Regions from separate parts of the Homo sapiens genome. Here region 2 is linked to region 1. A link is a loop called in an ENCODE intact Hi-C map of the cell type or tissue named here. Cell type or tissue: heart left ventricle. All regions are shown on one strand. Links, peaks and the distances in the headings refer to the core of each region. The heading gives the core; the rest is flanking DNA. Region 1 has its middle 40 kb from the start of GCM1. Region 2 has its middle 11 kb from the start of GCM1.

Region 1 (15,605 bases), core at 3,121-11,120:
AATCCTCCCCCACCCTTCTCAAGTCCCTCATTCATATTTGTACACACCTTTATCCTAGCCATGGAAGGATTTGATTTCACTCTTGTAGAGCTCCTGACCAACTGCAGGGCTCCCTGGCTCAAGAAGCCGAAAAAAGATGGACTGCTACATAGCAGGTGGAGTAGACTTCAGGGTAACTACCAAGTGACTAACTGTAACTGACATTCAAGCAGGTAAGCCTGAGGCACACCTGGGTTACACCTGTCACACAGTGCTTAGGGACTCAGACACTGTGGCCAGGTATGTGCTCACAACATCCAGTGACACTTACCTAGGTCCCACCATTAGGGCCCAGCAAAGCCCCCTCTGTAATACTTGGAAATAAGAATTCTTTACATTCCGTGGTATCCCCAAGGTTCCAATAAACACATACATTTGCATATCAGTTGTCACTCTGTCTCCCTCTGCCTGTTTAATCTACTAGAGTTGTGGTATCTCTGGCTGGATTTTATTGCTTCTGTAGTAGCAGAAGGCGCCAGGGCTTAGGATAGAGACATGGCACTCTGGGCTGAGGTAAAGAAATCTGGGCCTAGATGTGGAAACATGCTTTGCATGAGCAGAGGTCAACGGCTGACTTTAAATGATAGCTTTCATAGAAATGCTTGCCATTTCTTAGAAACCATCAAAGCTTGGCATTGTTTGTGTCACTAAGAAATTGTAAACAAAACACAATTTGAACCTGTCTCTCTCTCTCTGGCTTCTGGTTTCCCTTGGCTGGGCCACATCATCACAATGTTGATGAGATGTGGGCCACAGCTTGCTTTGGGCTACTGACTCTGAAAGATGCTGCCAAGAAACCTACAAAATGCTGGCCATGAAGACTGAGATCTCAAGCCTCACCTCACAAAATAAAGCCCATTTAGGAAGGCAGACAGAGTGGTGAGAAGGTCAGGTTTGGGTAAAAGGAGCACATGAGGATTGAGGATGGAACAAACAATCTCGGAAATGTCATTCACTGCTGACTCAGGAGTGTGATATCAACATCATGAACTAGAAAGGGCATAGGATTAAGTGCCAGGAGATTTTGTAGGGGAGGGAAAAAACTTTTTTCTCTATGCTTTTCAATTCTGCAGCTGTGGCCCTGGAAATTAAATTGACAAAAGCCATAATTACAGGAGAAAAAAGTTTATTTCATGGGCATGTAAGGTACCTCAGAGAAATGAAATGAAAATCCCAAAGACATAGTCAGAGTTGGAGGTGTATATACCATTTTAACAAAGGGCGATGAATTTCTGGAGAACTAACAAGACAAATGAAAAGGCAGTTGAGCTTCTAGAGGCAGGAAGTTGTGAGAAGGTAAATATATGGGGAAGCTAATGGAAGGTAAGTGTTATTTTAGTAGGGTTTGTGTTATAGATTCCTTTTGGGGTCATCTTTGGGATGAAAAGAGTCTAGAGTTATCTCTGGTGACTAAGAGTTATTCTGCCTTTCCTGGTATGAGAGAGGGAAGGGGAACACCTTCACAAAGAAAAATATATGCCCTGCTTTTAAGCAAATAGGGAAAAGTAGAGAGCCTTTCTGCAGTCTGCTCTTTCCCAGTTGCCTTCAGCTCAAAACAATCCTTTTACTAAGGCAATACACTCTGATCCCTTTCAGTTTTATATAATTTATTGACAGTCTCTTTCCTGCTAGGCTGGAGGCACTTTGAAGGCAGGAACTGTGTCTATTTCACTCACTTTTGTATCTGCAGAACCTAGCACAGTGCCTGGCCCATTCATTTGACTAAAAATTAACAGATGAATGATTTTGAACATCAGCTTTGAGTACAACCACCTGGGTCCAAATCCTGGCTTTGTCAAGCTATGAACTAAATGCTCCTGGGAATATTAGTTCTTTCTGAACCACAGTTTATCACTTGTACAATGGGAGTGATGATACTAGCACTAGCCTCATAGTGTTACTGTAAATCTTAACTGGGTAAATAAATATAGAGTCCTTAAAACACAACCTGCACATAGTAGGTGCTTAGTTTGAGTTGCCCTGAGCCTCAGTTTCCTTATCTGTAAAATGAAGGTAATGATCTTGTCTTAGCGCTTCAATAGATGCCTTCCTCCATTGACTTACTCTTCAGCAGAGATTCCCATCATGGGCATGAGAATAAACAGAATAATCTCTTATTTTGAAAAAGTAGTGTAAGTGTAAACTATCTTTTCCTTTTTTCTCTCTCCCTTTTTTCTTAAACCAGGCAGCCTCTGACCCAGAATAGGTTTGGAGAGGCTCCCAAAATGTCTTTTCTTGACTTTCATGGCAGCTATTCCTCGTTTGAATGTTCCCAGGGAAATATGGCAACTGTGGGAGACCAGAATATGCCTCCTCAAAATAAGAGGATTGTTGAGCTGAAGATAATTAAGATGCAGGGGAGCTCTGTGTCTTCCCTTTGCTTGCCTAAAAGCAGGACAGAGATTTACAGAGACAAAAGGTTTTTTATCCTCCCTGTCTCTTTTCTTACCTAAAGATAAGATGTACATTCTTCATTACTGGAGACAACCCTTGATCAGCTCAGAGATGGTGCCAGAGGGACCTGTGAGCAGACTTTACTCCATTAGTGTTTGCCCATATATTTACCTTCCCATAGCTTCCCATTTTTGGAAGTCCAGGACTACTTTCCTTTGTCTTGTCACTTCTCTGAAATTTATTGTTCTTTATTAGACATACTATATATGGCAGACTCGTAAACACTGCCTTGAGTTAACTCTTCACTGAGGTTTCTCCCACGCGATGTGTCCTGTACGTGTTGATAAGCTGGACTGTTCTCTTGTTAATCTGTCCTTTGTTGCAGAAGTCTGTCCCAACTACAAACTTAGGAAGGTTGAGAAAGAGAACAGACCAAGAGACATTGCAGCAAACTACCAGTGATTATTTTCTCATTTTGTCTACTTCTGCGACACATGTTCTCCAGGGAGTTTGAAATGTAGGGACAAGCACACAGACACATACCACGCATCTTCCTAAGCTAAGGAAATTACACTGAGATCAGAAGTGGCTGGAGCAGCAAATGTCACACTCCAAATGCCACATTCACAGAAGCAGAAAGGACAAAAACAAATCGGCAGCCCATTTTTGCACAGCTGTGAGATGGAGTGTCTGAAAAATGTAGTCTTGAGATATCTCACTTGTGTTTTTATCAGAACACTTCAAATGATAGCAGCAAATCTTTGGCTTAGTGGAAAAAAGTCTCCAGAGTTGGAGTTAGATGTCCTGGATCCTATCTAGAGTTCACCCTTACCCTGTCTTTGGGCAAATCATGCTTCTCTGGGTCTCGGTTTCCTCCTTCAGTCTAAATGGCTATATGGCCTCTCATGGCCCTAACACTGTAAGACAATAATAGTGGTATTAATTTGGATTAGTCAAACAAGGGACAGCTCCCTCAGGGCATAACTTTCTGCTTCCAGGTGATGCTGGCATCCCTCCACCAGCACCTGGATCCACTCCCCCAGGAGGATGAGGGTGTGATTTGTACATCCAGCTCTCCTACCCTGAGACCTTGAGTGACCCAGGATGCAGCTAAGAGACACTGGCCATGCCCACAAAGAGAGCAGAGGCCTGAGAAGGGGCTGCAGAGAGACGGGAGAGTTTTGCTCTGCTTGCAGCAAGCCCAAGAACTTAATTTAAACCTAGTGAGTTAATCAGCTGCAGTCTTCCAGTTTAATCCCTTAGAGCCAAAGCTTTCAAGAAGCCTTGACAGTCATCTGGGACCTATAAGGCGCTGTCCTGGGTCATGGTGGTGGTGGGAGGAGCTGGGGCAAGGAGCTGGCAGTGGGGGGCTCTGCAGACAACTTGCTTATGATTTAGTAGGAGAGAAGTGACACAAGTCAGTTAGTCACAATTTTTCTCTGAAGCCTTCTGAGGTGTGGCACTGGCCAGGATGTGGTAGAAAGTAAACACAGGTGAAACAGAGCTCTTTGAGAGTGCCCTGGAGGCCCAGGGGGAGTAGATTGTGTGTAATTATTTAATCATTCATTGGCTGGAGTTAAACTGTGGAAAGCCTCCAGGAGGAATAGTAGAACTTCCAGGAGGAGCTGGAGGGTGGGGAAGGTGAGAGAAAGAGCATTCCAGATGCCAGCAGAGCAAAGGGGCAGGGGTAGGGAGGGGCTTTGGGTGTCCTGGGAACCAGAACTATTCTTGGCTAGGAGCAGACCTGGAGGAGGAGCAGGAGGCGAGCTGGAAAGGTAGGTTAGTGTCAAACCTGTACAGACCTAGAATGCAAAGTTTATTATTTGGGCTTTAACCTGCATACCAAGGGTCAAAAATTGGCCGATTCCACTCATCCTGCAGATGGCTTTTGTTTGACCTGTATCGTGTTTTTATTTTTTTCCTTTTAAACTTGAGTTTGGTTAAGCATACAACATTTCACAAACAACATGGATTTCCAGCTTCTCTTTAAAAATAGGAAGGTCAGGCCTTATAGAGAATCTTCGAACGGAAGCTGAGTAGCCGCTTCCCTTTCAGGCAAGAGACACAGGGTCTGGCTTGCCACTGCCTGCACACCTGGTCCACCTCACTCACTTGTGGTGTCCTCTGGACCTTCACAGGTGTTTGAGTTCATCACCCTTGCCAGAGACAGCAGGCTGTAGAAAGTTTAGAAGGTCACAACTTGTGGATAACAGAGGAAGGTTGTGCCTCAGACTAACCTGATGCCAGCGTTTTGATTGGGAAGGGGCGAGAGTACAGGAAGAATATCTGATAGGAAACTGTTTTATAGGTTCAAGCTAGAGGTGGTGAGGTCCTGACCCAGTCAGTGGCAGTGAATGAAAATAAAGAGGTGGCCTTATATGCAGAAGGAACAGAGGCTGCCCAGTGCTGTGCTTGGAGGGCCAACAAGCTCTCTGTCTCAGATTCATGCTCAACAAGCTTGAATCCCATGCTCTAATAAGAATACTACCTTAGCTAGGTCAAGGCTGCAGTGAGATGTGATCACACCACTGCACTCCAGACTAGGTGACAGAGTGAGACTCTGTCTCAACAAAAAGAAAACAAATGACCTTAGCTCTAGGTAGTGAATAATACTTTAACACTTTTATCCAATGAGATCAGGAATGTCATTCCCCACCAGAACCTTGTGAGCTTGGTATTGTGACTGTCATCCTCGTTCTGCAGATAAAGAAATTGAGACTCAGAGATGATCTATTATTTGTCTACAATCATTCAGCCAGCAAAATGGCAGAACCAGAACAAACCTTTACCCATGGGCTCCCAGTCTGAATCCATCTCCCTTGGGCAGGGTGTACTCGTGTGACACATAGCATCACTCTCTGTGCTTTTTAAAACTGCAAATACATCTAGGAAGGTAGGAGAAAGCACTTCACCTCCCAGTGATGGTCTGAATATTATCATTGGATCTATATTTGTCTAGAGGCACGCTAGCATTGGGGACAGAGTGTAGGCTCTGGAGCCAGCCTACCTAGATGTGAATCCCATCATAACCACTCATTGGGTAAGTTACTAAATATCTCTGTGCCTTAGTTTCCTCACTTTTAAGAAAAGGTGATAACACCCACTTTACAGGGATGCTGCAATGATTCAATGAGTTAATGTGAATAATGCACTTAGCACATAGAAAATGCTGTGTGAGTGTTTGCACATTATTTATTTTATTTTTGAGACAGAGTCTTGCTCTGTCACTCGGGCTGGAGTGTAATGGTGTGATCACCACTCACTGCCACTTCAACCTCCTGGGCTGAAGCAATCTTCTCACCTTGGCCTCCTGAGTAGCTGGGACTATAGGTGGGCATCACTGTGGCCAGCTAATTTTTGTATTTTTTGTACAGACAGTGTTTCGCTATGTTGCCCAGGCTGGTTTCAAACTCCTAGGCTCCAGTGATCTGCCCACCTTGGCCTCCCAGAGTGCTGGGATTACAGGCATAAACCACCACACCCATCTGTTTGCACATTGTTATCCACATTTTTCATAAGCCAGTCTGCAGTCCCAGGTTTTTTGTCATGAGGAGAGAATTGGAGGGAGGGAGTTACAGAGGAGTCAGGGGAGACATAACGTGGATGTGGCAAGAGAATTGGCACAACTCACTCCCCATGGTGTTTGTCAACAGGAAGACACACCAGCTGCATCCATCTGGGTTGTTATCTGTGGTGGAAAGTGAGGGGAAGGGATAAAATGGGGGTGGACCTTTCTTTAGACCTCCCTACCAGAGGGTCAAGCATGGCGCTAGGTATTTCTGAGCCAGCCAGAGGAAAGGGTTTGGGAGCTGATGGAAGTGCCAAAATGCAAATGTCTACAGATGCCTGAAGGAAGACTAGATGTCTGAAGCTTGCTGGGATAATCATGGGTGCCAAACTGCTGGTATTGTGCTGAGGTTAATATTAATACCTACCCTAGTGACACCATCTTCTAAAAACTCTGAGCTCATGACCTGTGTCCAGATCCCTAGAAGTGGAGGCATAGAGTTTGAGCAGTGTTGCTATACCCAGGAAGTCATGGCTATGGTAGGCAGAATGATGGTCCCTCAAAGATGTCCACATCCTAACCACTAGAACCTGTGACAAAACCTTACGTGGCAGAAGAGACTTTATAGATGTGATTACATTGAGGACCTTCAGATGGGAAGGCTAGCCCGGATTGTCCAGGTGGGCCCAATCTCATCACATGGGTCCTATTGTTCCTGGTGAGTCCTGAGGAAGACACCCTGCTCCTCTGACTCCTCATTGAGAGGCAGCCACCCCTCAATTCAGTCCTCTGAGTCCTGAAAGTCTTGTGGTCAGTTTCTCTGCACACGGGTAAATGCAACCACAACTCAGGCATTTATGAATGGCAGTTACTTGGGTAACTGAAAGGAGGTAGTTTTAATTTTGAATAGTCACTAATTGCAAAGGGGCCATCTTTCCAGAAAACACCTCCTTATCTTTTTGGTGAGTGTATCTACTGTTTCTCCTGCAGTGTTTGCACCATTCTGACAATTATCCCCTTGACAACATCTTCCCAGGACTGAGCAGAGAATTCCAAAGACTGTTCCAATGATCAGGAACTAGAGCTAATCTTAGAACAGCATCTAATGAGTCTTTCTTCCTCTGTATTCCCCCATCACCCCTACCAATCCAGGTAAATTGGGCAGTCACTGCCTACCTAGACAAACGTGGCCTGGCAGAGGGGTGGGACCCAAGGTTCAGATTTAAAGGCACTATCAGCAAAATCTCACTGTGTGTCCTCTGTGTCCCATAAATAGATTTGAAATAATTGCTTCATTTCTAGGTTGCAGGGAACTTTGCACAATTGATCTGGTGTAAACAAAGGTCTTGACACCTGAGGAGTAAAGAAATTAGGCTTTGAAAGATGTTTCTTAAACCGTGAAAAACAATGTTTCTCAAACAGTGAAATACTTCTCCACCTGCCAGAATGCATCAGAGAAGACTGTCACCAAATTATTCCCCCATTCAACCATTAGTGTTGCCACATCTATAAGCATAATGCATTAAATTTACACCATGCTCACAAATACTTTCCATTCCCCCACTTCTCAGCATTGTAGTGATCACCGTTTTTGTCCCCTTCCTCTGCCTCCCCCATCCTAAACCCTGCCAGTACTGCTCCTGGTGAGAAAGTGGCAAGGAGACACTAAGAACCCCTTCCTAACATACCAATGTCCCACAGCACGTATGGAGAAGGATGACCGGGGCACCCATTAGTCAATGATATATACTAAGCTAGTGAAAGTAAACAGTGGTTATCTCTGATGGTAAGTTTATGGGCAATTCCAAATTTCTTTTAATGCCTCTCTGCATTTGCCAGAATTGATATATTAATGTTTGCCAAAAAATGTGAAAAACTCACAGGTGCTTCCCAGTCTGCTGTGCCATTGGAAAATGTAGGAAGAAAAGACAAAAGAATATTGGCTGTCTCAGAAAGACTTCAGTAGGAATGGTACCAAAATTAAAAAGATTTACAAAAAAAAAAAAAAACTTAAAAAGATTAGGGGGAGAGCTGTACCATGCCCCTTCATGCAGCTGGCCCTCAGGGTACAAGCAACAAAGTGGCCACATGAGCAGCTGTTCTCACGTCAAGAGAAACCTGCTTAATGACAGTCTTGGTAGGAGAAGAAGAGCCTGTTCCAAAACTTGTTCTTTCTTAAAGTTAAGGCTCTTGATCTTTACTTTTCTCCTGACTCTTCAAGTTCTTCAGGATTATTTTTCCTAACTCAGAAGGTCTGCTTCAAATGCTGCTATTTCTTGTTGAGTTGGGGCAGGGGGCACGCAGGGCTAGGAATAGGAATTTGCTATTTATAATCTCCATGACCTCTATAAAGGTCATCTTTTCTACTCTATCATTAAGAAAGAAACAGGCTGTACTTTTTCTTACTCAATTCTGCTCAAGATTAGAGCTCTCAAAACAGATGTATTGAGACGTCATTCAGCAATTACAGGAAGGCCATTAGATTTTTGGAAGGAGCATTACTTTGTGGGACATTTAAGGCTTTCTTGCTCTCGACCATTTTGGCTGTTTCCAAGCTAGTGTTTTTCTGTTTGTTTGTTTGTTTTTTTGAGATGGAGTTTCGCTCTTGTTGCCCAGGTTGGAGTGCAATGACATGATCTTGGCTCACTGCAACCTCTGCCTCCCAGGTTCAAGCGATTCTCCTGCGTCAGCCTCCCAAGTTGCTGGGATTACAGGTATGCGCCACCACACCCAGCTAATTTTTTTATTTTTTAGTAGAGACGGGATTTCACCATGTTGGCCAGGCTGGTTTCTAACTCTTGACCTCAGGTGATCCACCAGCCTCGGCCTAAAGTGCTGGGATTATAGGTGTGAGCCATCGCGCCCGGCCCAAGCTACTGCTTCTTAATCGAATGTTTCCAAAGACAAGGTTGGGCATTTGCTTTAATTTTACCTTATACTCTGTTGTGCTTCCCATCTCCTCCTGCACTTTAACTCAGGCTCTGTGGACTGACTTAGGGTTTCCCAATATTCAGAATTTTCTCTTGGCTCTTAGAGGCAATTGCTCAGGCCCTTTTGACTACTGTTGTGGGGCTGCTCCTGGGTAGGGTTAGGAAATCATTGAAATTTGCCTACATACTATCAAGATTTCCCACAATCTCCCAAACCTTCCTATTTGCATCAGTCTTTGGCGCATCACTACCTTTCATTTATTTCCCCTAAGCTACCCAAAGCCTGAGTGCTACTCTAGACTTGCAAATTCTTTCCTGTATTAAGGGCAGTCTCATCCGCTGGTGGGTGAGGAACACAGGGTAACTATTTGGCATACTTGCCTCTGCTTCCCAATCCTGTGCCCAGAGCAGGCATCGCTGATCAGTCAGCCATGGCACGCATCCCTACTGAGTTGACTCAGCAGCAGAATATTTCTTAACCAGCACTTCAGACAACCACTACCAATGGATCAAGCCCAGCCATTGATTTAAGTTGAAGCTTAACTTGCTGTAGTGTAAAGGGATTGCTCCTATAAACTACATAGTTGAAATGGCTCACAAGTACAGTCTTAGGGTTGTTGTTTTGAGATTTATGATTTTAGAGTCTGCTTTCTGGCATCTCCCAGTCATTGGTCCCTTCTTAGTACAGAGCTATTTTCTCAACTGACCCTAAGTGTTACTGTCCTTTTAGATAATAATAGATTCCATATGGAGAGCCTATTATGTGCTGGGACCTAACATCTGTAGTATTTATTGCCATAGCAACCCTGCAGGTAGTTTTCATTATCCCCAGTTTACAAATGAGGCTCCAGGTGGTAAGTGACTTTGACTAAGTAGATGCTGGTAAGGGTGGGTGTTCAAACTCAGGGCTGGCTAGGCATAGTGGCTCATGCCTGTAATCCCAGCACTTTGGGAGGCTGAGGCAGGCAGATCACCTGAGGTCAGGAGTTCAAGACCAGCCTGGCCAATATGGTGAAACCGCATCTCTACTAAAAATACCAAAAAATTAGCGGGGCATGGTGCCCCTCTAGTCCCAGCTACTCAGGAGCTGAGGCAAGAGAATCCCTTCAACTCAGGAGGCCACGCCACTGCATTCCAGCCTGGGCGACAGGGTGAGACCCCATCTCCAAAAAAAACAAACAAAAACAACTAAAAACCCAGGGCTATCTAACCCCAAAGTCCGGATTCTGTCCACTGTTTTATGATACTTCCCTACTTCTCCTGTCAAATTCTGAGTTAGAGGAAGGCCTTACTCGTTCATGTCTGGGTAGAATATGATTCTTTCTTATTCAGGTCCCCAGGGACCTAAAGGAATCATGTTTAAGATTTAAAGGCTCCAAAGCTGAAAGATCCAAAGCTGAAAGATCTGTAGAGGCCTCAGTGTTGGTAGTTCTCACTTGCTCTGAATGGTCCTAGCATCTACTAGGTTTGAATTGGGGGCACCCAGGCAAAGAACTCCTCTGACACAGTGTTGGTAGAAGCCACAGAAGTCTTCCCTCCACTGCAATGGTTAACTATAATGATCTGATTGGGAATCAGCTCACATTTACTGAGTATCTGCTAGGGTCAGGATCTGTGCTAGGTTCACTGAGCTCATGTCTTCTGACCCAGTTTGTGGTCTTTGCACCACACCATGCAGTTGGCTCTTTATATCGCAGTGCTCAAAATACATCCACTCCTCTAGGAGATAGTGCAGAGGTACACACCCCTGTTGGGGATGAAGGAACAAGCAAAGAGAGGAGACTTTGCTTTTAGCTACACACTTCAAAGACATACAAACTATAAGGCAAAGAAAGATATCTCTCTGCAACTGTCCACATTAATTTGGGATTATAGGTCCAGGCCTGGAGGAAATTAGCTAGTCATTAAAGAAATCAGATGGGAATAAAGAACAGATCATGAGAAAAGTAGAAACTGTTATCTGATATGGATTCACTTTTTTAAGCTGTTGGGAATTCCTGGTACTAAAGCCTCTGTTAGCCAAATGCAGAAGTCAGTGAGCATTCCGAGGGACTTCAGAATCCAGTGCAGGGCAACAGATACATTGGACCCTTCTGCAAAGTGGTTTTCCTGGTAAAATCATGGAAATTAGTGAGGTCTAATCGTCACTCTACTCGTCACACACTAGGAAACACCGCTGGTATTTTCTTCTCTTCTATAGAGGAAGAAAAATAGCCAGAAAAGAATGGATAACCTTCATTCTGAGTTACATCTGACAAAAAGCCAAATGTAGGGCACTGGCCATGCCTTGAGTATAGTGACCATCCATCCCAGTTCGCTCAGGAGCCTCCCGATTTATGCTTGCTGTTCCAGTGCAATTACAAAAAAAACACTACTCTTTCCTCTAAAAAGTGTCCTGATTTTGACAATAAATTGACTATTTGATCACCCTACTTATAGAGCAGGTTTCAACTTACTGCTCCTTTGGCCTGAATACAATAAATTGGGCTGGATGTATTTCCAGGACTTGAGGAAAAGTTAGTCTGCACAGAAAAGCCATTTCAGCAAAAGAAGCCTATGCTGCTTATGCAATCTCCACACTATCCTTCTTCAATCTACCATACACACACATGCACACCATGTCCAGAATTGGCCAGCATTCTTAGGATAGTCTTGCACAGTTTTCTGAATCTCAATTCTGCTGCTAGATATTTACTGGATTCATAAGAAGAAGGTGCAAATATGGAAGCCTTGAGTGGATTTAACAGTGATCCCCCAAAAACTCTGCACTGAGCATTAGACCACAGCAAGAGGGGCTGTGGGCCTCTCAAGAGAGTCACAAATCAGGCCACTTGCTTGTCAAATGGGGACAGGTTGGCCCCTCTTCTGGATCTCAACAACCCCAACCTCAGATACTATCCCAGGATCCCTTTCCTATTCATTCCAAATCAGGATATTCAATTTCCTCATGCAGCCAGGACAAACTGGCCAGATTAAAAAAAAAAAAAAAAAAAAAAAACAATGGCCAAGAAAACTGAGATTTCTGGGCTACTTGCTGAAGAGTTGGCATGGCAGGAGTTAGGGCACTGTCACAAAAATGGCATTTCTGTTTGAATATACACCTTAAATCTTAGATCCTGTCACTTGCAGCTTTGAAAGTCAGTCAGAAAGATCTGGGGTGTTCCTATTTTCTTGTGAATGTGAAAATCAGCTCCCCCTAACACTATGAAGAATAAGAGCAAAAACAAAAAGGCTGGGACAAGAGTGTCACCTAGTGACAAAAGGATGCTTTTGTTAGTTTCTTCCAATAGAGCATCAAGAGCCCATGAAATGTGTCCAGTGCTTTATAGGGATCCTTTTATCTCATGTTCACAACAGAGAGGTGCTTTGGAATCAGAGATTTAAAAGAAATGGACCCTGTCCTCAACCACAGTTTGATGGAGGGCATTCGCATGTAAAAACAGAATTAAAATGGAATGTGATAACTGCTGGGATAGAGGCAATGTGGAATATTTTGGAGACAGACAAGGGACACCTTCTGGTGGAATCAGGAGAAGTATACATAGGTACTGAGCCTAACAATTAATTGGGTATTAGCTCCCTGCTCGGCTTACCTATCCCTATGCCAATTACACAAGGAGAGAAACTGTGAGGTTGAACTTGACACACACCATCCATTGACTCTCTTTCTTATGATGTACCCCTTGGTTGATGGCTGCGCTGTCCATTACAGTAGTCACTGGTCACATGTGGCTATGAGCACTTGGAACATGGCTAAGCCAGTAGAAGTGTGCTGGAAGTGTAAATTACACTCCAGATTCCAAAGATTTAGAATTTTTTAAAGTGTAAAAAAATCCCATTAGTAATTTTTATATTGAGTACGTGTCAAAATGATACTGTTTTGGATAGTACTGGATTAAAATAAATTATTAAAATTAACTTCACCTTTTTAATAAAAAAATGGCTCTAGAAACTTAAAAATTACATATGTGGTTCAAATTATATTTCTAGTGGGCAGCGCTGGTCTAAGCTCCAGTGGGAATTGTAACATATTGGAGTTTTGATGTTATTTCTTTAGAACTGGACTCTACTCCTGGCTCTGGCTATGAGAAAGCATTCTGGAGTTAGCCTTGCTCCACTACTCAGTAACCAGGATGAGCTTGACAAGTTTATTTAAACTCTCTTAACCTGAAATTTCTTATTTATAAAATAGGAACAATAATACCTGTGTGTTGTGAGCACAAATGAGATAATCCATATAAAAGAAGGCCTTCTGCCCCATACTTAACACATAATCTCTCAAAGTTTTTAAACAACTTTATTATTACTTGCATATAATTTCTTTCTTTCTTTCTTTTGAAAACAGGGTTTACTCTGTCACCCAGGCTAGAGTGCAGTGGCGTGATCTTGGCTCGCTGCAGCCTCCACTTCTCGGGCTTCTGAATAGCTGGGACTCCAGGCACGTACCACCATGCCTGGCCAATTTTGTTTTTATTTTTTCTAGAGATGAGGTCTATGTTGCCCAGGTTGAACATATAAGTTCTTGATTCTCTGCATTTTTAAATTAACAAATAATGGTACATGTTTGTGGAGTACAATGTGATGTTTTGATACATGTACACATTGCAAAATGAGCAAATCAGACTAATTAACGTATCTATCACCTCATATACTTATCCTTTCTTTGTGGTGAGAACATTTAAAATATGCTCTTTTGGCCATTTAAACATATGCATTGTTAATAACTACAGTGACCATGTTATGCCACAGATCACTAGAATGTATTCCTCCTAGCTGAAACTTTACATACCCTTGAACTAATATCTCTGCTTTCCCCATCCACCCTTCCCTCCAGCCCCTGGTAACCACCACTCTACTCTCTTCTATCAGTTTGACTTTTTTAGATTTTACAAATAAGTAAGATCATGCAGTAACATCTAAGTTCTTAATAAACATTATTAAGACTAGAATTTACTGAGTGCTTACAACTGCCAGGCCCTCTGCATGAATACACGCCTTTAATTTGTGAGGGTCCTGGTTATACCACCTGAGGCAAACAACTTCACCCTTCATGAGCCCCCATTTCCTCACCTCCACATGGGGATAGTTGGTCAGTAAGTGACTTCTAGGGAAACTTCCAGCTTTGACATTCTATGTGTCATCTGACATTTAAACATATTTCACTATCACATTAAGTATTATTCAAAGGCTCTGACTTCCAATGTTTCCTCATAGCCTTTTGTTCTTGTTTCTTCTTCCATGTCTTTGAAGAAATAGAATTTTGTTTTTCAGATTTCTTCTACTACCTGCATTTTTTTATTTCCATCATGTCCCCTTTCTCTGCTTATTTAAAAAGTCTGATTCTCTGTCACTCATTTAGACTTTGTCTTCAAATACTTGGTGTTCCTTGCTTGTCCATTGATAGCCAAGAAGGAGCCACTACGATGTTAACTAGAAACTACGTGGGTAGGTGGTACTTGCTGACTGAGAGGCGTGGGAGAGGACCTATTCTGTTGATTCCTAAATGTCAGTATCCGTAGGTCTTTTTTTTGTGGGAAGGGGTCTTTTCCTAGAGGGGAAGCCTCCACTTTCCTGCCTGATGGTGTGAGCCTGACAACTTGAGTTCTGGGAGTTGGCTGGGGATACTTCCCGCAGGGTCTTGCTGTTTCCATGTGGTACCTTACCTTCCATGGGAGGCCAGTTGAGTTGATTTGCACTTTTTAGCTTCCCCTGCTTCTGGCTGAGGTCTCAGATCTCTCTGGAACAGCAACAGTTATAATACATATAATGGCTGCTATTTACTGAGCACCAACTCAGTCAGGCATTGTCCTATGCAATTAACGTGGAGTGTTATCTGTTACTCCTTTCAACTCTGTGGGTAGGTATTATGATAATATTTCCTCTAATTTATCATGACATGGAGAGTTAACTAACTTGCTCGAACTCAGTCGTGGATCTAGCACTTCAACACACAGCCCATGCTTAATGCCACTTTACCACTTGCCCACCTGCTTTCTATTTTCCAAATTCTAACCTGTCCTGTCTGCTTTCAGCACCTCTCCTGTCCTCCCTGTCTTGAAGGACTTAAGTCTTTTCTTTTTTTTTTTTTTTTTTTGAAAGACAGTGGTCTCCCTATGTTACCCTCAAACTCCCTATGTTGCCCTCACTCAAGTGATCCCCTGGTCTCAGCCTCCCAAAGTGCTGGGATTACAGGCATGAGCCACCACACCCAGCCCTATTTCTTTACTACTATTTTAGTGGAGTTTCAGGAGACAGTGGAGATAAATGTGCAGGTGTTGTTCACTATACATAACCAAAGACTGAAATCACTTTTTGGATGTGGAGGCTATCGTGACTGGTCACAGTGACCAATGGATGGTCACTGTGAAACTGGGATCCCACTGCATCGCCTTGGCTTCTGTTTCTGCTCTGACTGCAATTGGATTCTGTGTGGCCAGAGAAGCCTTGCAAGCCTTAGCCCATACATGTCATGGTTGCCAACTTACCTAGAGCTGTTGCTGACACTCAGCATCCATCACTGGGGAAATGACTGGCCAGGTTTTAAGATCCAGAGCATGAAAGCATCAGATAAAGGAGACAGAACTGGAAGTGTTTCACTGTATGACTGAAAAATCACACATACATGTGAAAGGCCAGGATGATTAAAATCAAAAAGTGAATAATGGATGAGGTGACTACAGGTAATTTACATTTTATTCTGTCTGCTCATCTATTTTCCAGTTTTTCTACAGTGT
Region 2 (15,605 bases), core at 4,315-12,314, 49 kb before region 1:
TCATTTCCTACAGCCAGCAGTGGTGTCCAGGGCAGGCTTTACCCCTGATCTTCTGAGGACAGGATGGGGAAAAGAACTGTGGTCCCCACAGTTTATTAGGAGACTTTCATCGTGCTGAATTCAGTCTGGTGCTCTTCCCAACCTTCTCTTTTATGGGGGTGGGGTGGGGATGGCGTCTCACTCTGTTGCCTGGGCTGGAGTGCAGTGGCGCGATCTCGGCTCACTGCAATCTCCGCCTCCCGGGTTCAAGCGATTCTCCTGCCTCAGCCTCCCGAGTAGCTGGGATTACAGGCACCCGCCACCATGCCCAGTTAATTTTTATAAATTTTTAGTAAAGACAGGGTTTCACTAAGTTGGCCAGGCTGGTCTCGAACTCCTTACTCATGATCTGCCTGCCTTGGCCTCCCAAAGTGCTGGGATTACACGCATGAGCCACCATGCCTGGCCTTCCCTGTTCTTTATGTCCCTAAATTCAGAACTTTTCCAAATCCAAAGCTTTGGTTATTCAGCTTCCCAAGAGAACAATCCTCAGATCTCTTACGGGTCGGGGAGGGCTATTGTCTTATGAGTGGATACAGGAGAATGACCCAACTGCTCAGCCCTTCAACATTCAGCCAGTGCTTTAGTGTCATGTAAGTCTTTCCTTCGTGGTACTTGGGAAATCCAGGCACTAAGTCTGTGAGCCAACTGGCTTTCTTCTCTTCCATTTCTACCTCTGTTTACGTTGTAACATTCTCCCTTGTTAAGTTGGTTCCTCTGGTGTCTACTTTGTCTTTCAAAAATTCATTGAAATCTTTCTTCCACTGTGATCCTCTAGCCTCTTTTCGGGGGGGTGCTTAATACTATTTTTTTAGAAATTAGATTCAAGGCGCACATGTGCAGGTTTGTTACATGTGCAGTTACATTGCATGATGCTGCAGTTTGGGCCTCTGTTGATCCCATCACCCAGGTGGTGAACATAGTACCTGATAGGTAGTTTTTCAGCCCTTTCTCTCCTCCCACCCTCCCCTCTTTTGGAGTCCTCAGTATCTATTGCTGTCATTTTTTTTTTTTTTTTTTGAGATGGAGTCTCACTCTGTCACCCAGGCTGGAGTGCAGTGGTGCGATCTCGGCTCACTACAACCTCTGCCTCCCAGGTTCAAGTGATTTCTGGCTAATTTTTGTTTTTTTAGTAGAGGTGGGATTTCACCATATTGGTCAGGCTGGTCTTGAACTCCTAATCTCAGGTGATCCACCTGCCTTGGCCTCCCAAAGTGCTGGGATTATAGGCGTCGTGAGCCACTGCACCAGCCTATTGCTGTCATCTTGGTATCCATGTGTACTCAGTGTTTAGCTTCCACTTATAAGTGAGAATATGCAGTATTTGGTTTCTGTTTCTGCATTAATTCATTTATAATAATGGCCTCCAGCTGCATCCATGTGGCTGCAAAGAATATAATTTCATTGTTTTTTATGGCTGTGTATTATTCTATGGTGTATATGTACCACTTTTTAAAAAATACAACCCACCATTGATGGGCACTTGGGTTGATGCCATGTCTTTGCTACTGTGAATAGTGCTGCCATAAACATATGAGCGCAGGTTCCTTTTTGGTAGAACAATTTATTTTCCTTTGGTTATGTACCCAGTAATGAGGCTGCTGAGTCAAATGGTAATTCTATTTTTAGTTCTTTAAGAAGTCTCCAAACTGCTTTCTACAAGGGCTAAACTAATTTACATTCCTCTCAGCAGTATATAAACATTCCCTTTTCTCTGCAACCTTGCCAACATCTGTTATTTTCTGATATTTTAATAATAGCCATTCTGACTGGTGTGAGATGGTATCTCATTGTGGGTTTTCTTTGCTGACTTTTGCTTTGTAGAGATTGGATTTCACTATGTTGACCAGGCTGGTCTCGAACTCCTGGCCTCAAGTGATCGACCCGCCTCAGCCTCCGAAAGTGCTGGGACTGCAGGCGTGAGCCACCGTGCCAGGCCTCATTGTGGTTTTGATTTGTAACTCTCGATTAGTGAAAGATGTCAAGCATTTTTTCATGTTTGTTGGCCACTTGTATGTCTTTTTTTTTTTTTTTTTTTTTTTTTTTTCAGATGGAGTCTTGCTCTGTCGCCCAGGCTGGAGTGATATCGGCTCACTGCAACCTCCACCTCCCAGGTTCAAGCAATTCTCCTGCCTCAGCTTCCCAAGTAGCTGGGATTACAGGCATGTGCCACCACGCCTGGCTAATTTTTGTATTTTTAGTACGGACAGGGTTTCACCATGTTGGCTGGACTGGTCTTGAACTCCTAACCTCAAGTGATCCACCACTTCAGCCTCCCAAAGTGCTGAGGTTACAGGCATGAGCCACCATGCCCGGCCTGTATGTCTTCTTTTGAGAAGCGTCTGTTTATGTTCTTTGCCCACTCTTTAATGGGGTTATTTTGGTTTTCTCTTATTGGTTTGTTGAAGTTCCTAGATTCAGGATATTTGTCATTAGATGAAGAGTTTGCAAATATTTTCTCCCATTCTGTAGGTTATCTGTTTGCTCTGTTAATTTTTTTTTTCTGTGCAGAAGTTTAATTAGGTCCTAATTATCAATTTTTGTTTTTATTGCATTTGCTTTTGAGAGCTTAGTCATAAATTCTTTGTCTAGGCCAATCTCCAGAAGAGTATTTCCTAGGTTTTATTCTAGGATTTTTATAGTTTGAGGTCTTGCATTTAAGTCTTTAATCCATCTTGAGTTAATTTGTGTACATGGTGATAGGTAAAAGTCCAGTTTCATTCTTCTTCATATGGTTAGCCAGTTTTCCCAGCACCATTTATTGAATAGGGTATCCTTTCCCTTAGTGATTATTTTTGTTGACTTCATCAAAGATCAATTGGTTGTGGGTGTGTGGCTTTTTTTCTGTGTTCTCTATTCTGTTCCATTGGTTTGTGTGTCTATTTTTGTGCCATGCAGTTTTGGTTACTATAGCCTTGTAGTATAGTTTGAAGTCAAGTAATGTGATGCCTCCAGCTTTGCTCTTTTTGCTTTGGATGGCTTTGACTATTCATGTTCTTTTTTTAGTTCCATATGAGTTTTATTATTTTTTTCTAATTCTGTGAAAAACCGTGGTTGAGCCTGGTGGCAAACACCTGTAATCCCAGCACTTTGAGTGGCTGGGGTGAAAGAACCTCTTGACCCTAAGCGTACAAGACCAGCTGGGCAACATTTTGTAGAGACTTTGTCTCTACAAAAAAAAAAAAAAAAAACAACAAAAAAACTGTTGGCCAGGTGCGATGGCTCACGCCTGTAATCCCAGCACTTTGGGAGGCCGAGGTGGGCGGATCACAAGGTCAGGAGTTCGAGACCAGCCTGGCCAACATGGTGAAACCCCGTTTCTACTAAAAATACCAAAATTAGCCAGGCGTAGTGGCAGATGCCTGTAATTCCAGCTACTCGGGAGGCTGAGACAGGAGAATTGCTTGAACCCAGGAGGCAGAGGTTACAGTGAGCCGAGATCGTGCCATTGCACTCCAGCCTGGGCAAAAAACCAAGACTCCATCTCAAAAAAAAAAAAAAAAATTGTTAAATTAGTTGGGTGCGGTGGCATGCACCTTAGTCCTAGCTACTCAGGAGGCTGAGGAGAGATTGCTTGAGCAAGGGAGGTCGAGGCTGCAGTGAGTTATGATCACGCTACTGCACTCTGGTCTGGGCAACAGAGCCAGTCTCTGTCTCAAAAAAACTTATGTTGGTAATGTGATTGGAATAACATTGAATCTGTAGATTGCTTTGGGGATATGGACATTTTAACAGTATTGATTCTTCCAATCCATGAACATGGAATGGTTTTTCCATTCATTTGTGTTGTCTCTGATTTCTTTCAGCAATGTTTTCTAGTTCTCCTTGTAGAGATCTTTCACCTCCTTGGTTAGATGTATCCTGAAGTGTTTATTTTATTTTATTTTATTTTATTTTATTTTATTTTATTTTATTTTATTTTATTTTATTTTATTGTGGCTATTGTAAATGGGATTGCTTTCTTGATTTGGTTCTCAGCTTGAATGTTATTGGTGTATAGAAATGCTGCTGATTTTTGTATGTTAATTTTGTATTCTGAGGCTTTACTAAAGTTGTTTTTCATGTCTAGGAGTCTTTTGGCGGAGTCTTTAGGGCTTTCTGGGTATCAAATTATATAACCAGTGGAGAGAAATAGTTTGACTTCCTCTTTTCCAATGTGGATTCCTTTTATTTTTTTCTCTTGCCTGACTGCTCTGTCTAGGACTTCAAGTACTATGTTGAATAGGAATGGTGACAGTGGGCATCCTTATCTTGTTCCAGTTCTTAGGGGGAGTACCTCTAACTTTTGCCTGATCAGTGTGATGCCTAACACTATTTTACACTGTTTTACAGTTACTCTAGCAGGGTTTTGGGAAGGAGGGGAAATGAATGTGTGTGAACAATCTGTCATTTTTAACCGGAAGTTCTAAGTAGGCAAGTTTTCATGAGGAAACAGAGGGTGGGGCTTTATCTGTGAAGAGGGCTCAGATGGTGCATCAGAGGGCTGGGCATACTGGGCAGCTTGAAAGTATAGAGCCCCTGAGTAAAGCTGAGAAAGGTGCCTTCCAAGGATCTGCAGAGAGGAAACCCAAGAAGGCTGGAGCACTCAAAGAGCACTCGTAATTTTGTTCTAGGTAATCCTGCTTGAACCAATCATCATACCTATAATCAATTTAATACTTACCTTTTCTAAACTAAGCACAAGAATCAAAGAGCGATCAATGTTCTTCCTATCAAACCTATATAACCCCCTCCTTTCCTTGTCCCTTTTTGTTGGTTTTCTCTCATTTTGCAGGGTCTTTCACAGAAGTTGAGGTCACTTTATTATTTTCTAAATATATGTTAGTAGGCCTGATCTCACATAAACATACCTTCATATTCGAAAATAAGTATTTGCTCTCAGGGAAACTGTCACATAAAATTGTATGATCACTGCGTGCAGAGGCTCACCTCTGTAATTCCAGCACTTTGGGAGGCCAAGGTGGATGGATCACTTGAGGTCGGGAGTTCAAGACCAGCCTGGCCAACAATGATGAAACACCATCTCTACTGAAAATACAAAAATTAGCTGGGCGTGGTGGCACATGCCTGTAATCCCAGCTACTCAGGAGGCTGAGGCAGGAGAATCGCTTGAACCCGGGAGGCAGTGGTTGCAGTGAGCTGAGATCACACCACTACACTCCAGCCTGGGTGACAGAGTGAGACTCTGTCACACACACAAAAAAATTTCATGATCAGAAGGACCTTAAGATGTTGTCTAGCTTATATTTCTGTGTCTTAAAATGAAATTATACTTAGGAAGTGACTTCACATGCTCATTCACCACTGCTGAGAGATGGGAAAACAGAGGGACAGAGCTGGGAATGGCATTACAAACTTCTGTTGGTGTCCCTGCTCTCACATTGCCTGGAAATGAGCTAATGGCTGAGATCCTCAGCTTCTTTGTCCATAAGATTGCACAAATACTTGCCCTGCCCATTTTGTCAGGTTGTCGTAAAATCAAATGTGGTAATTTAGATGAAGATATTTCTTAATTGTATGCTATGCTGGTGTATTTATAGATAAGTTAATGGTGTTTTCCAGGAACTTTGCAAGGTGTAATATGGAATGCGCAGTTAAAAGTTGTACAGTCTCTGACCTTATGAAACTTACAATTTAGTAACATCCCTTTAGAGAGAAAAACAACAGACAAAAATCTGGCTTCATTTTTTTTTTAACGCTGGAATTTCCTTTTCAAACTTGAAATAACTCAGTGCATACTTCTCTGATTCATGCCTACTGCCATTAACTCTATTTTGTTTTTTTCTTTACCTGTGTACAGCACATTATATTAGTACTAGATTGTACTTCCAACAGTTTTCAGGAGTTGCTCTAATCTGCAAATGAAGGCTTAAAAAATTAAATGCAGTACAAACAACCCAAGTGTTCATCCATGGGTGACTGGATAAACTAAGTGTGGTATATACCTACAACGGGATGTTATTCAACCTTAATAAGGAAGAAAATTCCGATACATGCTACAAGCATGGATGGACCTCAAGGGCATTATGTTAAGTGAAATAAGCCAGTCACAAAAACACAAATACTATATGATTCCGATTATATGAGGTACCTACAGACATAAAGTAGAATGATGGTTGTCAGGGGCTGGGAGGAAAGGGGAGTTAATATTTAGTGGACAGAATTTCAGTTTTACAGATGAAAAGAGTTCTGGAGATAGACGGTGTTGATAGTTGCACAGCAGTGTGAATGTGCTCATTGTTACCGAACTTAAAAATGTTTAACATAGTATTATGTGATTTTTATTTTGCCACTTAAAAAAAAAGAATGAAGTACTGATACATGCTACAACATGGGTGAGCTTTAAATACATTCTGCTCAGTGAAATAAGCCAGATGCAAAAGATCACATATTATATAATCCACTTATACGAGATACCTAGAATAGGCAAATTCATAGAGACAGAAAGTAGAATAGTGGTTCCCAGGGGCTGGGGACAAGGGGGCAGTGAGAGATTGAGAGTTATTATTAATGCGTACAGAGTTTCAGTTTGGGCTGATAAAAAAGTTCTGAAGATGGATGGTGATGATGGTTGTACATCAATGTGAGTGTAATTACCGCCACTGAACTGCCACTTAAAAACGTTTAAAAGAGTAAATTTTATGTTGTGTATATTTTACCATAATAAAAAAATGAAGAAAAAGCTTAGAAATAAAATCAAGTGGCTGGACGCAGTGGCTCATGACTGTAATCCTAACACTTTGGGAGGCCGAGGTGGGTGCATCATCTGAGGTCAGGAGTTTGAGACCAGCCTGGCCAACATGGCGAAACCCCGTCTCTACTAAAAATACAAAAATTATCTGGGTGTGGTGTCATGCGCCTGTAATCCCAGCTACTCGTGAGGCTGAGGCAGGAGAATTGCTTGAACCCAGGAGACGGAGGTTGCAGTGAGCCAAGATCACGCCAGTGTATTTGTCTGGGCAACAGAGCGAGACTCCAGAAAAAAAAAAAAAAAAAAAAGAAAGAAAGAAGAAAAGAAAGAGAAGGAAAGAAAATGAAGTGTGCATGACATCTGCTACACAACAGTAAACACTCAGTACACTTGTGGGATGTGTTGAATTGCACTGGATTCCTACATACCAGTTTTTCAAGTGATTTCAAGGCTGAAATTATTCTCAAGCCTGAGTTTTCTGGACAAAATTTGAAGGAGTTAAAGAAAAGGTGACTAAAATTTCTTTCAATAAATCCTAAATTCCAAATATTACATTAGAGAAAATGGCAAAATCATAGGGACTACACTTTCAAGAGGAGAGTCCATCTCAGTTGAATTATATTCCTAGCCTTCTAAATGACTGGGATTTTTTCGTAAATGACAGCCTTTCCACTAGGAGGGATCTTGGGCAATCATCCGATCCAGCCCATGCCTTCAGGCTGGTAAGAGATCATCAGCTCATTTTTCAGATTAGGCAATCCTAGTGCCCAGAGAGGTAAAGCCACCTGTCTCAAGTCACACAGCAAGTGAGGGACTGGCATCCAGACTTCAGGGCTACTGCCTCCCAAGACTTGTGCTTTTTTTCTGTTGTCATGCTCTGTTTTATGTAACTTCTTTGGATCTCTATTTTTCTACCACATTCTAGAGTTAAGATATTAGCTATTCTAATCATTGTGTAAAAATTCTTTGAGTGTCCCAGGCAGTTGCTTATCTAGGTAAAGGTGAGTGATCAAAAAGCTTTTACAGGGGAGATGTCGTAGCTATCTGGAATCCAGTCCTAGATTCAGAGTATAAACACAGAAATCTGAGCATGTGATCTGGATGAACTGGTTAATCTTTCTAAATCTCAGGTTCTTCATCTGTTTCAAAACATGCCCAACTAAAATATTTTTGGGAGCGTTGAATGAAATTTGTGAATGTATTTGTATTTTGTAAAGCATAAAGCAGTGTTGTGGTCCAGGGAGTCTTGGGGCTCCCCAGACCCTTGCAGGAGGTTTCCGAGATCAAAACTTTTTTTTTTTTTTTTTTTTTTTAAGATGGAATCTCGCTCTGTCGCCCAGGCTGGAGTGCAGTGGCGCAATCTCGGCTCACGGCAACCTCCACCTCCCGGGTTCAAGGGATTCTCCTGCCTCAGCCTCCCGAGTAGCTGAGGTTACAGGCATGCACCACCATGCCTGGCTAATTTTTTGTATTTTTAGTAGAGTCGGGGTTTCACCATGTTGGCCAGGCTGGTCTTGAACTCCTGACGTCAAGTGATCCACCCGTCTTGGCCTCCTAAAGTGCTGGGATTACAGGCATGAGCCACCATGCCTGGCTATTTTTTTTTCTTTTTGGTCTCTTTCTGTCACCCCAGCTGGAGTACAGTGGTGTGATCACAACTCACTGCAGCCTTGACTTCCCCAGGCTCAGGTGATTCTCCCATCTCAGCCTCCTAAGTAGCTAGGACTACAGGTGTGCACCACCAGACTCGGCTAACTTTTGTATATTTTGCAAAGACAGGGTCTTGTCATGTTGCCTAGGCTGGTCTTGAACTCCTGGGCTCAAGCAATCCTGCCTGGGCCTTCAAGTGCTGGGATTACCGGTGTAAGCCACTGCACCTGGCCCCAAGATCAAAACTACTTTTATGATAATATTAAGATGTTATTTTCCTTTCTTTTTATTTTATTATTATTATTTTTTGAGACAGAGTCTCACTCTGTTGCCTAAACCAGTGTGCAATAGCATGATCATGGCTCCTTGCAGCCCCAACCTCCTAGGCTCATGTGATCCTCCCACCTCAGCCTCCCAAGTAGCTGGTACCACAGGCACGTGCCACCACACCCAGCTAACTTTTTGTAGTTTTTATAGAGACGGGGTCTTGCTATGTTGCCCAGTCCGGTCTCAACTGCTGGACTCAAGTGATCCTCCTGCCTCAGCCTCCTGAAGTGCTGGGATTATAGGTGTGAGCCACCACACCTGGCCTATTTGCCTTTCTTCACAAGTATGCAACAGAGTTTCCAGAAGCTATGGGACATGTGATATTTGTAACAGATCGAATGCAGAAGGAGATGGAAGATATCCAACTGTCTTCTAATAGGTCAGACATTCAAGAGATTTCGCAAATATGTTAAACATTGTTACTCTTCGCATTAATTCTTTTGGAGATAAAATATTTTCCAGAAAAATGTTATCTATGTTAAAATGTAATGTGTTGTTACTATTGTTTTAATTAATTAATAATCTAAAATCTGTTAAAATTTTTTCTTTTCTTTTTTCTTTTCTTTTCTTTTTTTTTTTTTTTTTTTGAGACAGAGTCTTGCTCTGTCACCCAGGCTGGAGTGCAGTGGCGCGATCTCAGCTCACTGCAAACTCTACCTCCCAGGGTTCAAGCAATTCTCTGCCTCAGCCTCCGAAGTAGCTGGAATTTCAGGCGTACACCACCCACGCCTGGCTAATTTTTGTATTTTTAGTAGAGACAGGGTTTCACCATGTCAGTCAGGCTGGTCTTGAACTCCTTTCCTTAGGTGATCCACCCATCTCTGCCTCCCAGAGTGCTGGGATTACAGGCGTGAGCCACTGCACCCGGCCTAAAACTTTTTTTAATTCTAATTTTTGATATGGTACATATTGTCAGATATAACCACATAGGCAAAGTTCTTTGAGGCTCTCAAAGCCTTTTAAGAGTGTAAACTGATCTTGAGACCAAAAAAATTAAGCACTACTTCTATAAGGTACCATATAAATAGTACATATTTTTACTTTGTACCATTGATTTTTTAAAAAGTATCACATTATTAAAAAGGGTGCATGCTTCTTATAGAAAATTTAGAAAATTACAGAGAAATATAAAAAAGGAAATAAACATTTTTATCTGTAATCCCATCATGCAAATAACAAGATACTTTTGTTTTTGTTTTTTTTAGATGGAGTCTTACTCTGTCGCCCAGGCTGGAGTGCAGTGGTATGATCTCGGTTCACTGCAACCTCTGCCTCCTGGGTTCAAGCAATTCTCTTGCCTAGGCCTCCCAAGTAGCTGGGATTACAGGTGCATGTCACCACACCCAGCTAATTTTGTATTTTTAGTAGAGACAGGGTTTTGCTGTGTTGGCCAGGCTGGTCTCGAACTCCTGACCTCAAGTGATCTGCCCACGTTGGCCTCCCAAAGTGCTGAGATTGTAGGCATGAGCCACCATGCCCGGCCAATATGCCATTTTTAAAGCATTTTTCTTAGTATTCTTTAATTGTAAACACCTAACCTGTAATTTAACCAGGCTTCAGAGTTTAAATTGGGGTGACATTAGGAGTTTTAGACTGTATTTTGCTGGCTCTAGGATCTACCTTCAGGACCTCATCTCTGTTCCAGGTATTTTAAATTTTGTCTTCAGTGGATATCTCCTATGTGCTCGGCAATGAGCCTTCTCAGTTACCACATAGCATCCACCCTTTTCTTCTACTGTTGTAGCCCTCTTTGGTGATGTTGGTTGCTAAGGTCTCAATGGCCTGCCAAAGGAGATACCTCGGTTGCCCTTGGTGATGCCATCTCCTATGGGCTGTGCTGGGCACCTCCACTGATGATAGGTAGGAGCTTGGACTATGGGAATGGTGGGGTCTATTGGAATCAGTCTTGGGTGTCTCAAAGCCTTGCTGTGGGCAGGGCCTCCCTCCCATTGATAGATGTTTTGTCATATAGGTATTGATAGTGTGCAGTTTCACCGACAACATCTCTATTTCCTTGTCTTCCTCCCTTTGATTCTTGTGTCTTTCTAGTCCGGAGATAGGAGCCCATGGAAGGCAGGAGATGGGGCAGTTTGCACTCAGAGCACTGAATATCATCAGAAACAGCCCTCTGCTTTGATGATCAGGGCTTAATATTTTAGTACTTAGAGCTGGGTGCAGTGGCTCACGCCTGTAATCCTGGCACTTTGAGTGGCCGACAAGGGTGACCTGATCACTTGAGGTCAGGAGTTTGAAACCAGCCTGGCCAACATGGTGAAACCTCATCTCTACTAAAAATTAAAAAAAATTAGCTGGACGTGGTGGCAGTTGCCTGTAATCCCAGCTACTTGGGAGACTGAGGCAGAAGAATTGTTTGAACCCAGGAGGTGGAGGTTGCAGTGAGCCAAGGTCGCACCACTGCACTCCAGCCTCGGCAACAGAGTGAGATTCTGTCTCAAAAAAAAAAAATTTAGTACTTAGTACTTTATGGCACCAGTTCTCAAACTTTTCCTTTTTTGGTCTCAGGACCAGTTTTTACTATTAAAAATTCATGTGGACCTCAAACGGCTTTTACTTATATGGCTATCTCTATGTTTAGCATGTTAGAAATTAGAAAAAAATAATTTGAAATATTAATTTACCTCAAGTAAGAGTAACAACCCATTATATATATATATGTATGTATGTATATATATTGTTTTTGTTTTGTTTTGTTTTGTTTTTTGAGATGGAGTTTCGCTCTTATTGCACAGGCTGGAGTGCAATGGCGCGATCTCGGCTCACTGCAAACCCCGCCCCCTGGGCTTAAGCGATTCTCCTGCCTCAGCTTCCCGTGTAGCTGATATTACAGGCACGTGCCACCATGCTCAGCTAATTTTGTATTTTTAGTAGAGATGGGGTTTCTCCATGTTGGTCAGGCTGGTCTCGAACTGCCAACCTCAGGTGATCCACCCACCTTGGCCTCCCAAAGTGCTGGGATTATAGGCGTGAGCCACTGCGCCCAGCTCAACCCATTATATTTTAGCATAAATAATATTTGTATGAAAAATAGCCAGGGTGGGGTAGCTTACTGCCTCATGGAAATGGTAGGATCACATTCCAGCTTTGTTTGGTCATGGTTTTTAAGTTTTAAAAAGTTGTTGTTGATTTCCCAGTTTGTAAAATTATTTAAGAAATGGAATCAATTCTGCTTTTAGCTGCATTTTTATTAACTTATAGGACACCCCATTTTTTGCCTTTTAGCACAAAACAAAAGGACAGCCAAGTATTTACAGGAAATTGGAAATAATCTACCACTGTGAATTTGGGAGCTTGTTTTTTATGTTTTCCTTTTTTGGGGTTGACTCTTGGGTTCATGGTTCATGATTCTGATGTTGCATATACATATGTTAGTCATAGTTTCTATTGGTAAAACAGTTTTCAAGTCTTATAATTACGTATTTTAAAGTTTCACAATATTTTCCAAAGAGGACCATGACATCCAGGAACATTCCCACAATCATCTAGGGATTTTAACAGTCATCCAGGCTTGTCTTGTCTGCCCAGAGATTTAGAAAGAGAACACTTCTTGTTTCTCAGAACAGATACAGCTCAGCATCCAATTTAAGATGATGCAGTTTGGTCTTGAGCACTGAAGTAAATACAGAACTTGTAGAAACTCCGCATGAGAGCCATGAATGGCTTCCAAATTGAGAAACCCTAAAGGAAAAATTCAAAGTTCAGTTTTACACAACACAGAAAAGTGATTTGATTACCTGCTTTAGCAACTGCGCGTGCTGGGTAGGTGTAAACTGAGGCCTACAATGACTATTCCCTGTGTCCTGCACATTGATTCCAGTGAGACACGACAGAAAATTTTCCAATTTTAAGCAGTGTCAGAGAAGTCACTTTTGATGCCCACTTCCTTTCATTGAAGTATCAATGAAAAGGAGAGTGTTTTACTTTGAAATCTGCGTGAGATGTAGGCTTACCTAGATTAGGAGGGTGGGAAGTGTGTTAGTAGATCTCTCATAGGGGTAAGTTGGAGATACCCAATTCCAAGGAATGAAAGCATAAAAGATATTTGTTGGGTCACATAACTGGAACAGAGAGGATTGGAGCTGGCCTCGGGCTTGGCTATGTTCAGTGCTCCCTCCTTCCTTCCTTTTTCCATCGCTCATCTCTTGTCTCCATTCTCTCAGATTCTGCCATGTGCAGCAGAGATGACCATCAGCAAGACTGAGGTCAGGCTTACAATTTGGCATCTGAGATGAAAGAGCAATTCCTCCACCTCTAATTTGGAAAATTCCAGGGAAAGACTGAGTAGGTCAGGCTCTATGTCAGAAGGGACAGAACGTTCTAATGGACAGCCTTGGGGGAAAGGCAATTTCCTAAAAAATGGTGAGGTAAGGAGGCAGGGGAATGTTGACACCAGAAGGGATCAGAATGTTAGATAGACATACTCTCCCACGAAGGAAATGACTTTTAACATCATTCTTCTCCAGTTCATATTTTTCCTTTGACCTATGTCAATTTGCTGATGCCAAAAGTTTGGTTACACCACCTTGTAAACATCAAGCTACTTTACCTCTCTGTGCCTCGGTTTCCTTATACTAATTTCATACTTATATAGCTTAATAATACCAGTACTCCCTTTAGCACATACGCTAAAATTGGAATGATATGGAGAAGGTTAGCATGGCTTCTGTACAAGGATGGCATGCAAGTCAGTGAAGCATTCCATATATTTCTTAATATATTCAGTAGCAGAGTACGATGACTATAGTTAATAACAATGTATTGTATGTTGCAAAATAGCTAGAAGAGAGGACTTGAAATACTCCCAACATGTGAAACAGTAAATACTCAAGGTGAGGGACACCCCAAATTCTCTGACTTGATCATTACACATTCTATGCATGTAGCCAAAATATCATATGTACCCAGCAAATATGTACAACAACTAAAAATTTATATTAATTTCATGAAGTGGTTGTGAGAACTAAATGTTTGGAAAAATGCCGGATACATAATAAATGATAAATAAAAGTCCACAATAGAATGGCTGGGCACAGTGGCTCACGCTTGTAATCCCAGCACTTTGGGAGGCTGAGGTGGGTGGATCACCTGAGGTCAGGAGTTCGAGACCAGCCTGGACAACATGACGAATCCCCATCTCTACTAAATATACAAAAATTAGCTGGGCGTGGTGGCATGCGCCTGTAGCCCCAGCTACTCAGGAGGCTGAGGCACAAGAATCGCTTGAACCCGGGAGACGGAGGTTGCAGTGAGCCGAGATTGCGCCACTGCACTCCAGCCTGAGTGACAGAGCAAGACTCTGTCTTGAAAAAAAAAAAAAAAGTCCACAGTAGAAGAACTGGGCAAATGGCTGAAACTAGATAGGGTAGATACCAGAAGGATAGAACTGTAAGTGTAGAAGTTCATCCATTAGGTAGAACAAGGTATCTTTTAGGCTGTGAATTGGAAACCGCAGGCAATAGTCTAGGCAAACTTGTCAGCCCTGAGAGTCTGGCATGGTCACCCCAAACCAAAGGCAGCACAATACTGCTCCCTCCCTGGTTCCCGAACATGTAGAAATATGAAGGTGTGGGTTATGGTTGATATTGTGACTGGGATGTTGCTGGCATCTTGCGTCTGGGAATTCTGTGCATGGGACAGTCTGACCCAAATAATTATCCTGCTTAAAATGCCTAAAGCACCACTATTGATGAAAAAAAAACCAGAATGATCTCAATAGGCAGGCCTCAGAGTGTCAGGGAATGCAAAAGTAGAGATACTGAGAAATCCAATCATTAGTGGTTGAGGTCAGTTACCAAGTAATAGGGCCTCTAGCCACCTGGCTTAAGGCAGGATTCCTGTCTCTAGGGGAGGAGGCACAGGGTGGAAAGAGTGATGTAGAACTCAGATTTTATAGGAGTGGAGACAAAGACTCCAGATGCTGAACACATAGGGCTCTTCATGCAGTACCGTGGTCAACAGGCATGTCTCTGAGTTCTACCCCAGCTCTGCTACTTACATTTCTGTGTAAAGCTATTTGTCTGAGCCTTGATCTCCTTCTCCACAAAGGAGGCATAATAAAAATAGTATCTATCTGATAGGGATGCTGTATGGATCAAGAGTGATAATACAGACAGGTGATTAAGCATGGCGCCTGATTCATTGTAAATGTGCAGTCAAGGGAAGCTACTATGATTATTGTTATTAATAACAATGACAGAGATCCAATTAGGAGAATTTGGCCAGGTAAGGTGGCTCACGCCTATAATCTCAGCACTTTGGGAGGCTGAGGCAGTGGATCACTGGATCCCAGGAGTTCGAGCCCAGCCTGGCAACACAGTGAGACCCTGTCTCTACAAAAAGTTTTTAAAATTAGCTGAGTGTGGTAGCATGTGCCTGTGGTCCCAGCTACTTGGGAGGCTGAGGTGGGAGGATAGGTTGAGCCTGGGAAGAGGAGGCTACAGTGAGCTGAGATTGTGCCACTGCACTCCAGTCTGGGGGACAGAGCAAGACCCTGTGTCAAAAAACAAAACAAAACAAAAACAATTAGGAGAATTTGGGTAATAAGTTGGGACCTTGGCCTCAAGAAAGCAAAAATACCCTTACTAGTCTGGACATCATGTCACACCTCTATCAGAGTGTGAAGGCAGAGCTTCTCAGCGCCCTCCTGTGTCCGAGTAGGGTTGGTGCTTGGGACAAGGATGGCTGTGATGTTGCTGCTGGAAACTCAGCAAGTCTTTCTATGAGGAGAGGGAAAGTAGAAGATCCCAACTTGGCCGTGAAAGAACTAGCAGCCTCACTGGGGAGCCAGAACCAACACTCATCAACAATGAAAAGCAATAGCCTGATGTGGTGGCGGGCACCTGGAGTCCCAGCTGCTTGGGAGGCTCAGTGGGGAGAATGA

Evidence for each region. Peaks named below come from ENCODE experiments on the same cell type or tissue, not always from the same donor. Only the 100,000 strongest peaks of a DNase experiment are listed, where the experiment ranks them.
Region 2: a loop joins it to region 1, with 10 times the contacts of the local background. A loop is called at or near these places in 9 of 110 quality-filtered maps.

Annotation. Positions count from the first base shown.
Region 1 is chr6:53,100,988-53,116,592 of GRCh38, reverse strand. No RefSeq gene overlaps it. Among named protein-coding and RNA genes, the nearest start is that of GCM1, 40 kb to the left of the region's middle. In heart left ventricle, for the core only: no CTCF peak of the experiment used is centred there; no DNase peak of the experiment used is centred there; H3K27ac peaks cover 206 bases.
Region 2 is chr6:53,151,623-53,167,227 of GRCh38, reverse strand. It overlaps the pseudogene RNU6-464P. Among named protein-coding and RNA genes, the nearest start is that of GCM1, 11 kb to the right of the region's middle. In heart left ventricle, for the core only: no CTCF peak of the experiment used is centred there; no DNase peak of the experiment used is centred there.